2 separate regions of the Homo sapiens genome follow, and region 1 is linked to region 2. A link is an interaction called in ENCODE POLR2A ChIA-PET data of the cell type or tissue named here. Cell type or tissue: PC-3. All regions are shown on one strand. Each heading gives the region's core, and the rest is flanking DNA. Links, peaks and the distances in the headings are about the cores only. Region 1 overlaps SESTD1 (SEC14 and spectrin domain containing 1). Region 2 overlaps OSBPL6 (oxysterol binding protein like 6).

Evidence for each region. Peaks named below come from ENCODE experiments on the same cell type or tissue, not always from the same donor. Only the 100,000 strongest peaks of a DNase experiment are listed, where the experiment ranks them.
Region 1: POLR2A ChIA-PET joins it to region 2 with 5 read pairs; 1 of 35 experiments calls an interaction of 5 or more read pairs at or near these places.

The regions. Positions count from the first base shown.
Region 1 is chr2:179,226,721-179,235,506 of GRCh38, forward strand. The region is part of intron 1 of SESTD1 (SEC14 and spectrin domain containing 1); the gene reads right to left. Among named protein-coding and RNA genes, the nearest start is that of SESTD1, 34 kb to the right of the region's middle. In PC-3, for the core only: no CTCF peak of the experiment used is centred there; no DNase peak of the experiment used is centred there; H3K4me3 peaks cover 1,086 bases; H3K27ac peaks cover 1,559 bases.
Region 2 is chr2:178,389,930-178,394,929 of GRCh38, forward strand. It overlaps OSBPL6 (oxysterol binding protein like 6), which reads left to right. Exons shown (of 25, transcript NM_032523.4): 22 at 1,144-1,288; 23 at 2,483-2,609; 24 at 4,384-4,506. Among named protein-coding and RNA genes, the nearest start is that of CHROMR, 21 kb to the right of the region's middle. In PC-3, for the core only: no CTCF peak of the experiment used is centred there; a DNase peak (open chromatin) is centred at 2,482; H3K27ac peaks cover 1,343 bases.

The DNA of each region.
Region 1 (8,786 bases), core at 2,275-7,274, 840 kb after region 2:
ATTTTACATATATAGTCAATAAAACCAAAATAGTTATTTCTGAAATCTAAAATAGATGTTGGCTATGTCATTTGAATGTGTCTATTTGTTTGCCTAGGACAGTGCCTGGCAGATAGCCAATGCGCAATAAATATTTGTTGAATAATGATCCTGCCAGCTTTCTCAGTTAGGTGCCACTTAGCAGAATACAGAGGAAGCAGGAGAAAAAGGAAGGAGAAAACAAGCTTAGATAATTTTCAACTTGCCAAAGAACTATGAATAGAGCATTATCTACTTTGAGCAGAATGTTAAATTACATAGTTCAGGGACATTTACTGAAATATTCTGAGACCTGGCCCATTAGGATTATGAATGAAGAGGGGCACTTTATAAAGCCTTCTTTATGCTGAGTCAACTCCAACTTCTGGCTTCAGAAATGGCTTACTTGACTTTACTACTTTTACAGCCTAAGTGAGTTTTCATTATCTATATTTCAAAACTTGGAAAAAGTCACTATTTAACATGCAGATGTTTCCATTTTATAAAATTACATCTTAACTTTTATTACAATATTCACTATTACCCCCCACCTCACTTTCTCACTTTAGTTATCTATGAAACCTTTTCAGTTCCTAGTACATTCTCAAAATATTTAGATGGCTCCTGACTGCCACTAACCTCTCACTTGGCAGATTATCTGATACCATCCACAAAAGAAGCACAGAGAAAATTTTGGGATTCCTCTGGACAGTCAAAAATAAGAGTTTTTGCTAGCAAGTATTTCTAAGAATTGAGGTAACAAAATTTTTGCCATCCACTATCACTATACTCTAAAACAGCTATTTGAACAAATAGTATTTTTTGAAAGAAAAAGCACAACACAAAATCTAATATTTAAAAATACGGAACTATGATAATTGTTTCCTTTACAAAAAATGATTTAAGGTTAAAAGAGCTTTCTTAAAGTCTCACTGCTTTTAGTACAAAGCTTAGGTAGGAGGCACCGAAGTAGCAATTCCCGGTTTTCAATGACTTCTGCACTGCCTGTGGAGCTCTTGACATTACTAGAAATTTTGGGGGGAAAATGAGCAGAGGCAGCAGGGTGTCATGATTAAGGCTAGCACCAGGCTGAACTGGGATCAAATGTGAACTCTGCCGCTTATTAGGTGTGTGACCTTAAGCAAGCTACTTTACCACTCACCCTGGCTTCAGTACCTTAAGAGGACCTGGCTGCCATTTGGTATGGGGTGATATGCCAAAATTATTCCACTAAATCCCCCTTTTAGCTTAAGCCCACTCACATTGGTCTCACTGCTTAAAGAACTAGAAGTGAGACAATCATCCTTCCTGAACAGCCTCCTTATGATCCCTTCCCTCGTAGGAATCTACCATCTATCAATCACTGAGACAATAATCTATGTATAGTCCCCAGACCCTCACACTGTGTAAGTATAGTGTCATTTAGTGTGTTACCAGGCGGCCTCTATAACATGACAGACATCAAATATGTCACGGATGTATGTGTCTGTGTCTGTGCACGCATGTGTGTATGTGTGTGTGTTGCAGATGAGGAAGTTCCTCAACACTACTCCCGGCCTGAATATTATACCTCTTACCTCGATTACACATTTCACATTTTGGGGAGTTATATATCTCCTTTTTAACAAATATGTCCATGTGTGTAATGGAAGGTTAAAGGAGTTCCATCTTAGGGCTTGCAAATACAGTGGCAGAAAAGATGTTGCAATGACTTTGCCTTAAGATACAAGCCTGTGGTGGGAATGGGGTCTGTCTTTAATGAAGGCACATACTGTAGAACTAGGGACTCATCCTACATCAGGAAAGAACACAGGCTTCATCTTGAATGCTAACCCAGGCCGTTGGCATTATACGGACACACTAAGTAACCTACTCTGGTTTCAGTAGGGAAAAAATTATCAACTGAAATGAAGTTTCATAACTCATGGGTTAATCAAGGTGTTAGTGGCCATGTAAATACAAATCCTCCAATATAACCTTCAAAAGCTAAAAAGACTAACAAGAAGAACAAATAAAACCATACAAATTTCACGCTTTTAATACAAGACAAACTAACTTCAAATTATGTAAAGTAGAAAACATAAACTCCATTCTAGTGGAGATATTAATCAAGCTCTTCCCCTAACCTATTAGAGAGGACAGATAGATCTAGGGGGAGAAAAATTTTGCAAACACAAAGTGGGGGCTGGAGGCAAGGACAGAAAGCCTAAAATTAAACTAAAATCATCCACAGAAAAAGAAAGCCCAGTCTACGTGAAAAAATCCTCAAGAAGACCACTCATAGATGAGAGAAAATTATAGGGAAGGGATTTAAAAGTGCAGGGAGGATTCAAGGAGGTAGTCTTGATAAGGTAATGCATCAAGGGTGTGATGGTAAATTTCACGTGTTAACTTGACTGGGCCATGAGATGCCCAAATATCTGGTTAAACATTATGTCTGGTTATGTCCATTACAGTGTTTACGGAAAAGACGAGCATTTGAATTTGTGGAATAGGTAAAGCCATTACTTTCCCCAATGTAAGTGAGCATCATTCAACTTGTTAAGAGCCCAAACAGAACAAAAGGAGGGAAAAAGGCCGAATTCTCTCTATCTGCCTTATAGCTTGAAACATCAGTTTTCTCCTACCCTTGGGCTGGAACTTACACCATTGTTGCTCCTAGTCCTCAGGCCTTCAGACTGACTGGAATTTACACCACAGGTCTTCCCAGGTCTCCAGTTTGCAGATGGTGGGACTTCTCAGCCTCCGTGATTACATGAGCCAGTTTCTTACAAAAAAATCTCGTTCTAGATATAGATATACATATGTTTTTAGATATATATCTATGTAACTCTCCATCCTTTTGTTTCTATTTCTCTGGAGAGCCCTGAGTAATACAAACAAGGACGGCGGTAAAAAGAAAATAATGTGTGTTTTTGGAAATTAGATGATGAAAAAAGAAACGAAAAAGAAAGTTTCAGATTCTGTAAGGTTCTTATATACATAAAGAAATTTAAGATTTTGTAAGAACTTATATATATATATATATATATATATACTCAAATACACACACACACACACACACACACACACACACACAACCCTACTTGAGAAACACAAAATCCTCTCCCTCAAAAGGTGAAAAAAAGCCATCCAACAAACAAACCAAACTGTGCTACACTGACAGAAGAGGACATTCCTGAATTAGTAATCTCATAAAACCCCCTAAAACAACAGCCCTGCTCATAGTCACACATAGTTGTTGCAATCTTCATCTATATAAAATTTCTAAAATAAAAAATAACGTTAGGACAATTAAGCTAATGAAAAGCACCCCCAAAAAACCAACAACAAAGTAGAAGATTTTAATAAATATTCCAAACTGGATTGTATCTCTTTTTTTTTTTTTTTTTTTTTTTTTTTTTTTTTTTTTTGAGACAGGGTCTCACTCTGTCACCCAGGGTGGAATGCGGTAGCGCGATCTCAGCTCACCCCAACCTCCACCTCCTGGGCTCTCAAGTGATCTTCCCACCTCAACCTCCTCAGTAGCTGGGGCTACAGGCACACACCACCATATCCGGCTAATTTTTGTATTTTTTGTAGAGAATGAGTTTTGTCATGTTGCCCAGGCTGGTCTCAAACCCCTGGGCTCAAGCCATCTGCCCACCTCAGCCTCCCAAAGTTCTGGCATTACAGACATGAGCCACTGCACCCGGCCTGAATTGTATCTCTTTAAACAAGCACTTAGGAGTATGAAAACCATCATAAATCAGAAATATAAACCTGAAAATAGAATGGGCAAAAATAAATAAATAAATAAGAGAAAAGGTGAGGACTAAATTCCTGCTCAAAAATAGAGTAAAACCTTAATAAAAGGCACTGAGGAAAACAGGAAAAGAACCAAGAGAATGAAAATGAGATAACGCGGTAAAAAAAATAATCACAGGAACAGTTGGTAAAATGGAAGCTAAACAGAGAAGGTATAATTATATGAGTAACTGAAGTCCCTGCAGAAGAAAAAGAAAATATTAGAACAGAATTAATATTTAAAACTATAATCCAAAAAAAAATTTGCAGAAACAAAAAAAATCTGATTCTACATATTAAGAGAACCCACTAATGTAGCAAGGAAAATTGACCTGTTAAAATCAATTCTAAAATATATTATAGTAAAACTATTAGACTTTAAAAATATGAGAAGGGAAAGATCCAAGAATTCCAAACAAAAGATTCAAGCAACTTACAGGGGCAAGAAAATTAAGACTGGCATCAGACTTCTCAAAACAACAAAACATATAGAAAGCAAGGCCACATTATAAAAAGGGAAAGTGTGAACCAAGGACTTATTTCCACCCAACCTGTACTACCAATATTAAGGCTACAGGAGAACAATTTTTAATATGCAGGAACTCAAGGAAAATTGTGGTCACCATGAGTTCTTCTTAAGAAATCCACTAAAAGCTGAGCTATATCTAACCAATAGGTAAACTTCAGCAAAAGAACTGGTGGTGAAATTTTAATATATTTAATTGTAGATCTAAGAGCAAAACGAAGTTGCAGTTAAGGATTGAGGATGAAACAGACATAATGCAACTGAAGAAAATGGAAAAAGAGAAAAAGAAAAATGTAAAATAAACTTTTGTTGAAATAGCAATAGATAAGAATTATAGGACACCATTAAAAACAACATAATAGATAGTATAAACTTAAATAAGAAAACAAAGAAATGAGGACATTTAAAAAAGGCATAAACATACAAGTAGCTGCTACAACAACAAACAGCAAAGCCTAAATATCCAAAAAAAAAGAAATTTAAAGATGAAAAGGCAAAGAAAGCACATCATAGAGAAATAAAGAAAAATAGAACAATGTACACAGTATTTATAACATAAGAGTTGAAATCAAACATAAGTCATTAAAAATTTTTTCATTTGGCTATTAAAAAATACCTAATAAATGCTTATTCAAGAGATAACCTAAAACAGTATAGACCAAAAAGCTAAAAAAAAAAAAAAATTTAAAAAATTTAAAAAAAAAGGGATAAGCAAAGGCATACAAAGCAAATAGAAACAGTAAGGAAGCAAGAGTAATGATCTTGATACTAAAGAAGACTCAAATCAAAAAGCCTTAAATATGACACAGAGAAACACTGTTTAACGTTAGAAGCTGCAATTCACATGAAGACATAACCATCGTGTATGCCTATCATCACATAGCAACTACTTTTAAAAAGCAGAAACTACAGGGATGTACAGACATAGGAACATAACTTTAATAATACGTAAGACTGAAAACACTTATAAACTGAACTGAAAACTACATACCCTGATAATAAAAACTGTACCTCCTTCTCAAATGGACATCAATATTGACCAAAAAAAGTGCACACATATTAGGTAATTTAAAAAGCAACAGTATATTTTATGAAGTAGTAATAATGCAAACACTCTGATCATAATTCTAACAAAACCAGATATTAACAAAACTAAAAACAAAAATGGCATTCTACCTCAAAATTATACATTTTCCAAAAAAAGATACAAAATTATATATTTAATAACCTGAACAGAGGAAAATCTGTAGCTTTGAACATTTATATCAATAGTAAATTCATAATTCAAAAAGAACAAACTAAACTAAAACAGAGACTAGAAATAATAAAGACAAAATAAATCAGCTGGGTGGAGAATTTTAAAAATCACATCATAAATCAAAATCCTGGAATTTTTTTAAGTAAATGAACAAGGTTAATCCAGAAAAAAAAGAGAAAGCACAAATTCAAAGTAAGAAGCGACAAGGGAGACGACACATTTCAACAATATAAAAACACGTATTACAAAGATTATTTATTGCAGTGTCATTTATAATTGGAAAATACAATCAGAAATAACCTGAATGTCCACAAATGGGAAAGTGATTGAATAAACAAGCTGTAGATCCACACAATGGAGTACTATGCAGCTCTAAAAATTAATAAAGAGATCTCTATATCATTATAAAATATAGATATCCAGTATATACTGTTAAGTCGGAAAAACAAAATACAAAAGAATATATGCAGTGTTCTACTTTTTGTATAGGAAAGAAGATATACATTTATCTGTCCATTTTGTGTACAGAGAACCAAAAGAACTATATACATGAGAAACTAATCAGGATAATCGCCTAGGAAGCAGAGGATAAGGGATGGAGAAGATGAGTGGAGAAGTGGTAGAAAAGATGGGAGGTATGATCAACACTTTTCTGTGTATAGCTTTCTGTATGGTTCTGACTTTTGGAACCATGTTAATGCTTAATATACTCAAAGAAATATGGAGATCCACAAAGATGAGAAAGCAAAAAAATTCTAAGATGGAAATCAAACAAAACAAATGTCTCTATTGGTATTTCAAATGACTCAGGGAAAATTTAGGAAGAAAGGAAGACCTAACCACCAAAGTAACTTTTGAACACAGTATTTTTACTACGTATTCTCAGGATGTAAACAAAAGAGAACCGTAAGTAAACACTGAGTTCCAGTAAGTGGGTTTGCTTTTTATAGTGTTAAGGATTAGCAATTCTAAATTACTTTTTGTATATTCTAAGATTGAGCAAATAAGTAAATATACTGTGAACAACAGAAACCAGACTTCCTACTGTTAAAGGTAGTTACAAATACGGAAAGTGCAGAAGGAGGCTAGAATGAAACCGGTAATGATGGCTGGCACAGGAATATGTCTTCATAGTTTTTTTTTGCTTTTGCTTTTGTTTTTTTAAGATGGAGTCTCGCTCTGTCACCCAGGCTGGAGTGCAGTGGCAGGATCTCAGCTCACGGCAACCTCTGCCTCCTGGGTTCAAGCAATTCTCTTGCCTCAGTCTCCCAAGTAGCTGGGGTTAGAGGCGCATACCACAGTGCCCAGCTAATTTTTGTATTTTTAGTAGAGACAGGGTTTCACCATGTTGGCCAGGCTTGTCTCAAAATCTTGACCTCAACTACTCCACCTGCCTCAGCATCTGAAAGTGCTGGGATCACAGGCATGAGCCACCACATCCATCGTATTCATAGTTTTTATACAGAGATAGATACAGGGATACATGCATGCATGCATGCGTGTGTGTGCACATGGCCTGGCATGTGTGCATGTGTGTATGTGTATGCATGCCCTGGTGTGTGTGCATGTGTGTATGCTTACCCTGGCTCTGTACACTTGGGGGGCTCTGATGGTTAATTTCAGTAATTTCAGGTGTTGACTTGACTGGGCCACAGTGTGTCCAGGTATTTGGTTAAACATTTTCTTGTTTTCTGTAAGGGTGTTCTGGATAAGATTTACATTTTAACTGGTAGAGTAAATCAGTTTGCCCTCCGTAATGCAGGTGGGCCTCATCAAATCAGTTGAAAGCATGAGTAGAACAAAAAGACTGACTCTCAGTAAGAGGCATTCCTCCAGCAGGACTGCCTTCAGACTTCATTTACAACATCAGCTCTTCCACAACATCAGCTCTTCCTGCCTGATGGCCTTCAAACTAGAACATCGGCTCTCTCTGGGTCTCCAGCCTGCTTGCTGACTCTGCAGATTAGACTTACCAGCCTCCATGATCATGTAAGCAAATCCCTTTAAATAAATAAATAAATAAATAGACATCTCTCAGTAACATGAGTGCCCAGATCTTGATTTCTAAATAACATTCACACTAAAAAGAATTAGGGCTGCTTGAAAATATGACAGATTTCAAGGCTGGATAAGGTAAGTACAAGATGACTCTGAAACACTTATTGCCAGAATATAAGAAAAGGCTCAGGCCGGACGCAGTGGCTCACACCTGCAATCCCAGCACTTTGTGGGGCTGAGGCGGGTAGATCACTTGGGGTCAGGAGTTTGAGACCAGCCTGGCCAACATGGTGAAACCCCGTCTCTACTAAAAATAGTACGAGTATACATCACCAGTAAAGGAACAAAACAATAGTATGGGTGTCCTGACAAGAGATTCTGAAGACACATCACTTCTGTAGTATTCCAGCCAGAAACGCATAACCTGAATCTAATCATGAGGAAATAGCAGACAAACTCAAATGGCAAAAATATTTCTAAAAAATAACTGACTGGAATTCTTTAAAAAATGTCATTTATCAGCTGGGCACAGTGGCTTTTGTCTGTAATCCCAGTACTTTGGAAGGCTGAGGTGGGAGGATTGCTTGAGGCCAGGAGTTCAAGGCCAGCCTGGGCAACATAGTGAGATCTCATCTCTTTAAAAAAAAAAAAAAAAAGTCATATTATGAAACACAAAGGAAGACTGAGGAAGTGTTCTGTATTAAGGAACCTAAAGAGACATGAAAAACCAAAAGTAACACATATAATCCTGAACTGGAACCTAAACCAGGGGAAACAGTTTCTCTTTCACTTAAAAGGAAATTAGGAAATACTGCAAAATTTAAATAAAGTCTATAGAGTACTGCATCAATGTTAACTTCCTGATACTGACGATTATATTGTGGTTATATATTTTTTAAAAATCCTTATTTAGGGAGACATACTTAGGAATAAAGGGACATAAGTATTTAGGGGCTAAGGGGCATAATGTCTACAAATTACTCCCAAATGGTTCAGAAACAAATACTGTCTCATGAAAATATGAAACCAAATATGGTAAAAAGTTAATATTAGGAGAATGTGGAGTGAAACCTATACAGTAATTCTTTGAATTATCTTTGCAATTTTTCTATAAGTCTGAAATTATTTCAAAATAAAATAAATTTAGGTAAAATTACAGTCATCTGTGACAAGCTTTTCTACGTTATTTCTCAACATATG
Region 2 (5,000 bases), core at 1-5,000:
TGTATTTATTTTAATTGAGTGTCTTTATTTTAGCCCAAAATGTTTTCACTACCTTTTTTCTTAGAGACTCGTAAGGTACCTAGAACTGAAGAGCCAAGATCACTATGTGCTCTGGCTGGGTGATGATGTAAATATGTACATTTGGCTTTGTAGGCTATGAGAAGCTGCAGTGCAGTCCTGTCTCTAACACTTGCAGAGCCTGTATAATTAACTAAAATATGTAAATCAAGTCTGTAAGCTATAAAATAGAATATGCTCTATTTCTTTGCCTTGACAAATACACTTTTTATAACAAAGCCTGTGAGGCCAGGTTGGACCCTTCAGAACTCTGTGCTGTAACCCTGGCAATGTAGGACAGCCAGTCCTGGCCCACGGCCTTCCCTACTTTCTTCCCACCTCTGGCTCTGTTTTGACTGCAAGGGGCCTCATACACACATATACAGGCAGGCCAGCCCACACATCTAAGCTCTGTTCACACCCCCACAAACAACCACCCTTGGCCACTCTTCAGACCTAAAGGTGCACACGCTGGTGGGTGGTCTGCCCTTGGGTGCATGAATCCAAGGAAAAGGGCCTTGCCAGCTGTGGAATAACCTTGGAGCTACTTGGACAAGGAATTCTAGGGTCCTGTATACTTGGGGCCTGATCTGGAAGGGGAATCATGGGGTAGGCAAACTCCCATAGACTTCTTATCCCTTGGGAAGGAGTATGGCTGGAAGGGCCACTTGAGGGCCCTCCTCATAAAATTTGGCCATTTATAGATACTATGAAAATTATTTCACAAACAATTTCTGCAGCATGGCCAATTGAAATTTATTAAAATCCATGAGCAAGAGGAAAATTCAAAACAAGAGGAAAAAAAATTGCTAGCTTAGAAATTAATATTAGGTTCTTGGGATAGAAGCTGAGCCTTCTCTGTGATATACTACCATGTTATGCGTGGAATAGAGACCATCCCTTTCTTGAAAGTTAAGCTAACTCTTAGAAAGCCAGCCCTCCATATAAAACGTTTTGAGATTTCTGTATTTCTGAAAATGGTTTGAATAAGGGACTTCAAGGCTAAGAAATTTTTCTATATGGAAAATACAGGGAATGATGTTATTAAAGCCATCAAATGTCACAATTGGGGTTTGGTTTTTCCAGGTGAATTATTGGAATTCTAACATGAATGAAGTCCAGGGGGTGGTGATAGATCAGGAGGGGAAGGCGGTGTACCGGCTGTTTGGAAAGTGGCATGAAGGACTCTACTGTGGTGTGGCCCCCTCTGCAAAGTGCATTTGGAGACCAGGTGAGAGTGGCCTGAGTGTTCTGCCAACAGGAGGGCACTATGGACAACAGAAGGGAAGAGAACATCAGGTCATCTTATGCAACTCACATTATGTTTCCTTTAAGAGTGAGATTAAAAGCGTAGATGCTTATGGCAATTATAGTTACATTCATACTTAACATAGAAGTTATACATAAGCCCCAATATTTGATATTTCATAATAAAGAATGTAGGCCAAATCTCTGACAGGCAGTCAGAGATTGGGCTTCATGAAAAATTGCTCAAAGTGTAATGCCTACATTTGAAAAGCTAGGTATATTTATTAAAGACTTTAGATAATTGAAGTATACAAACTTAAAACCTTACTCATGTTATTTATTCTCTGCTTTAATAAAACAAAGACTACAAACATTTGTAATCCACAAATTCAATAACTCACCAGAATAAGTAATCTTTTCACTTGAGCCTCAAGAGACAGCAATATGTTGACATTTAATAAAAGACATCAAAAGAGTTCTGATAACACATTAGCTTATGATTGAATATCAAGTATAAATGGAACAAGTATCCACATGACATTTATTGTCACTGGAATTTTGTCAGTTAATCCCTAACTAAAATTAGTTGTTAGTTTCCTAAGAGACATCAATGAGTATTTAAATTTCCCGCTAGTAGAGTGGCTAGCTTATTCATTCCGCAACTATTTATTGAGTGCTGGCTGTACATCAGGCTTTATTCCAGGAGCTCGGGATACGTCAATGAGCAAGACATACAAAGATCCTGCCTTCAAGTTTAGTTAAAAAGTGGCAAAAAATATTAATTTAGGTCTGCATATTTTTCTTTTCTAAAAGGAAGCAAACAAGTGTTTCTGGTGTACTCTTAATGTTCATAGTTAATTGCCATAGTATTTAGTTAACCAATTGAATATTCAAGAGAAATATTATGGAGTAGTTTAGCTAATGAAGACTACTATATGTGCAGTTTTGTTTGAAAGACAGGATTGTATTAAATATATGAATCTGTCAATTCTGATCATCAACACAAAGTTTCCTACCTAGGAATACCACCAATTTAATTCACTTGAAAAAATCTATAATCTTGTGTTTATGACTACAAATTTGGTGTTAGTGTAGGTACTAAGTACTAGGGTAAGTCAGCTTCTTCCAGTTCCATAAACCTTCTGCCTCTCACAGTGGTTCATTGGCCTCTTTCCAGGTTCCATGCCAACAAACTATGAGCTGTACTATGGCTTCACAAGGTTTGCTATTGAGCTCAATGAGTTAGATCCAGTACTAAAAGATCTCCTTCCACCAACAGACGCCCGGTTCCGGCCAGATCAAAGGTGAGGATGGCAGTGGTATTTAATATGCAGACTATGGCTGGGTGCAGTAGCTCATGCCTATAATCCCAGCACTTTAGAAGGCTGAGGAGGGAAGATCACTTGAGGTCAGGAATTCAAGACCAGCCTGGACAATATAGTGAGACTCTATATCTCTAAAAAAAAAGAATTAAAAATTAGCTGGGTGTGGTGGGGCATGCCTAAAGTCCCAGCTACTAGGGAGGCTGACGTGGGAGGATCGCTCGAGCCTAGGATGTTGAGGCCACAGTGAGCTATGATTGTACCATTGTACTCCAGCCAGGGCAACAGAGAGAGACCCTGGCAAAAAAAAAAAAAAAAGGCAGACTATTATGGCTTGGGGCTTTAGAGGTCATTGTGACTTATTTTTACTACCATCATGTATTTTTATTCAATCCTTTCTCCATTCCCTTATTCACTCAGCAATATTTGAGTTTTCTATGCCAGGAAAAGCAGTATTCATAGAATGATCATAACAGATTATCTCAGCACATAGTTCCCCACAGAAGATAAGATAACAGAGATATTTTTTAACAAAGTTTCTCCCTCCCCCTAAAATTTACCAAAGGTCTGTAAATTTGTGAACTCTTTCTTAAATATATAATCAGTCCTCACCCAGTGTTTCTGACCTTTTTACTTCTATAACTCTGTAACATGGAGTATCTTTTAAACTGAAGAATAATAGGATAAGTTACAGGGGAACTCAGAAATGCTTTGAGTGCAAGTCTGCAATTTGCCCAATGTGGTTTTGATCCCACAGAGTATGAGATATACTCAAAATACAGTACCTTTAATACCTTCTGATTCTTAGTTTTTTATTCTTATGTAGCTCTGAACTCATGATGTCCATTCCTATGGAATTCATTTTACTTTTCCCAAAAATTCTATATGCCATACAAATTCCACTCAAGATCAATTTTCTGTTTCCCATGTATTTGTGGCTTTATCTGCCATCTGCCAAAATGCTCTCAGTTTTGAATGTTCCACTATTTAATTCTCTTCTATTTTGCCCTCTCTCTCTAGAACATGTTGTCTTGCTATTTGACATTCAAATTTATTAATAAACTTCCTGTACAATGTATAGCATATTATATTCCTGTTCTTTGCTCTCATTTTGAAATGTAAGCATTTGTAAGTCACCATTCAGTCTGCTTTTTCCTTCTCAATTCTATTTCAGTGTTCCTTTTCTGAATTTCATTTACTATTCATTTCACATTCTGTGGCCTTTTGTAATTTTCCCCATTACCTTTTCTTTTCTCATCAGTTTTGCCCTCTCCAGTAAAACAGGAAAGCTCCTTCCCTCTCAGCCTGTTCTCAAAATAGACGGAGAATAGCCAGTTACCATCCTCCATTCTATGGCCTTTTAGCAAAAGCTTTCTGATAATATAGAAAAGGAACATGGCTATGACTTCACGCTCTTCTCACCCTGGACTCTGCAGTTGTCCTGAAAATCTCAAGTTATAGAACCCTAGACAGCATAGAAAAGTCTTCAAGGCCAAACCACCCACCTTTCACTGATATTGCTGATTATAATAATTCAGTTCATGTACATAGAAAATATGTAAATCCTGGGAGGCAGAGGTTGCAGTGAGCTGAGATCACACCACTGCACTCCAGCCTGGCGACAGAGCAAGACTCCGTCCGTTACTGTGCGGTATTTTATGTTCATAGCAATTAGAAAACAATTTTGTGCAAATGAGGTTTTTTTTCCCCCAGAAAAGAGGATAATATGTTAAAATATCAACTGCTTTCTGCTTAGATTTTTGGAAGAAGGAAATTTAGAAGCTGCAGCATCAGAGAAGCAAAGAGTAGAGGAACTCCAGAGATCTCGGAGACGATATATGGAAGAAAACAATCTTGAACATATACCAAAATTTTTTAAGTAAGTCAGTTAACTCCCATAGCAAGTTCATGTTTTGCAAATGGTTGCCACAGGCCATGAGAAACTCCAGTTAAATGAAAATAAAATGGGTAAATGGATTTTGGTATCTTTGCTTTTGGCAGTGAAAATATTGAATCGATTTTGCACTTATGAAAAGTTAGTAACTATAAAAAGAAATTTTTTCTACAGCTCTTCTCTTTTCATGGGCAGCAGAAAAGAGTGAGCATCCTGCCCAGAAGGCTCTTTGTCCTTCAGCTGCACTCTTTAGAATGGTGGAAACTGGTTCCCACTCCCTTAGCCAGGGACTGAACCAGACCCCACTGCCCACAAGATCATCCTGGCTTTTATTAGGATTTCATTTTATTTCTATCACACAAAGCTTGTGTGTGTTTAGATTTGGTCTCTCTGTGGTATGATAGTAGGTGATTATTACAGGATTATTTGCAGGATTATATATACATCACACAGATTAATCTGAGGTTTCCAAATGCATC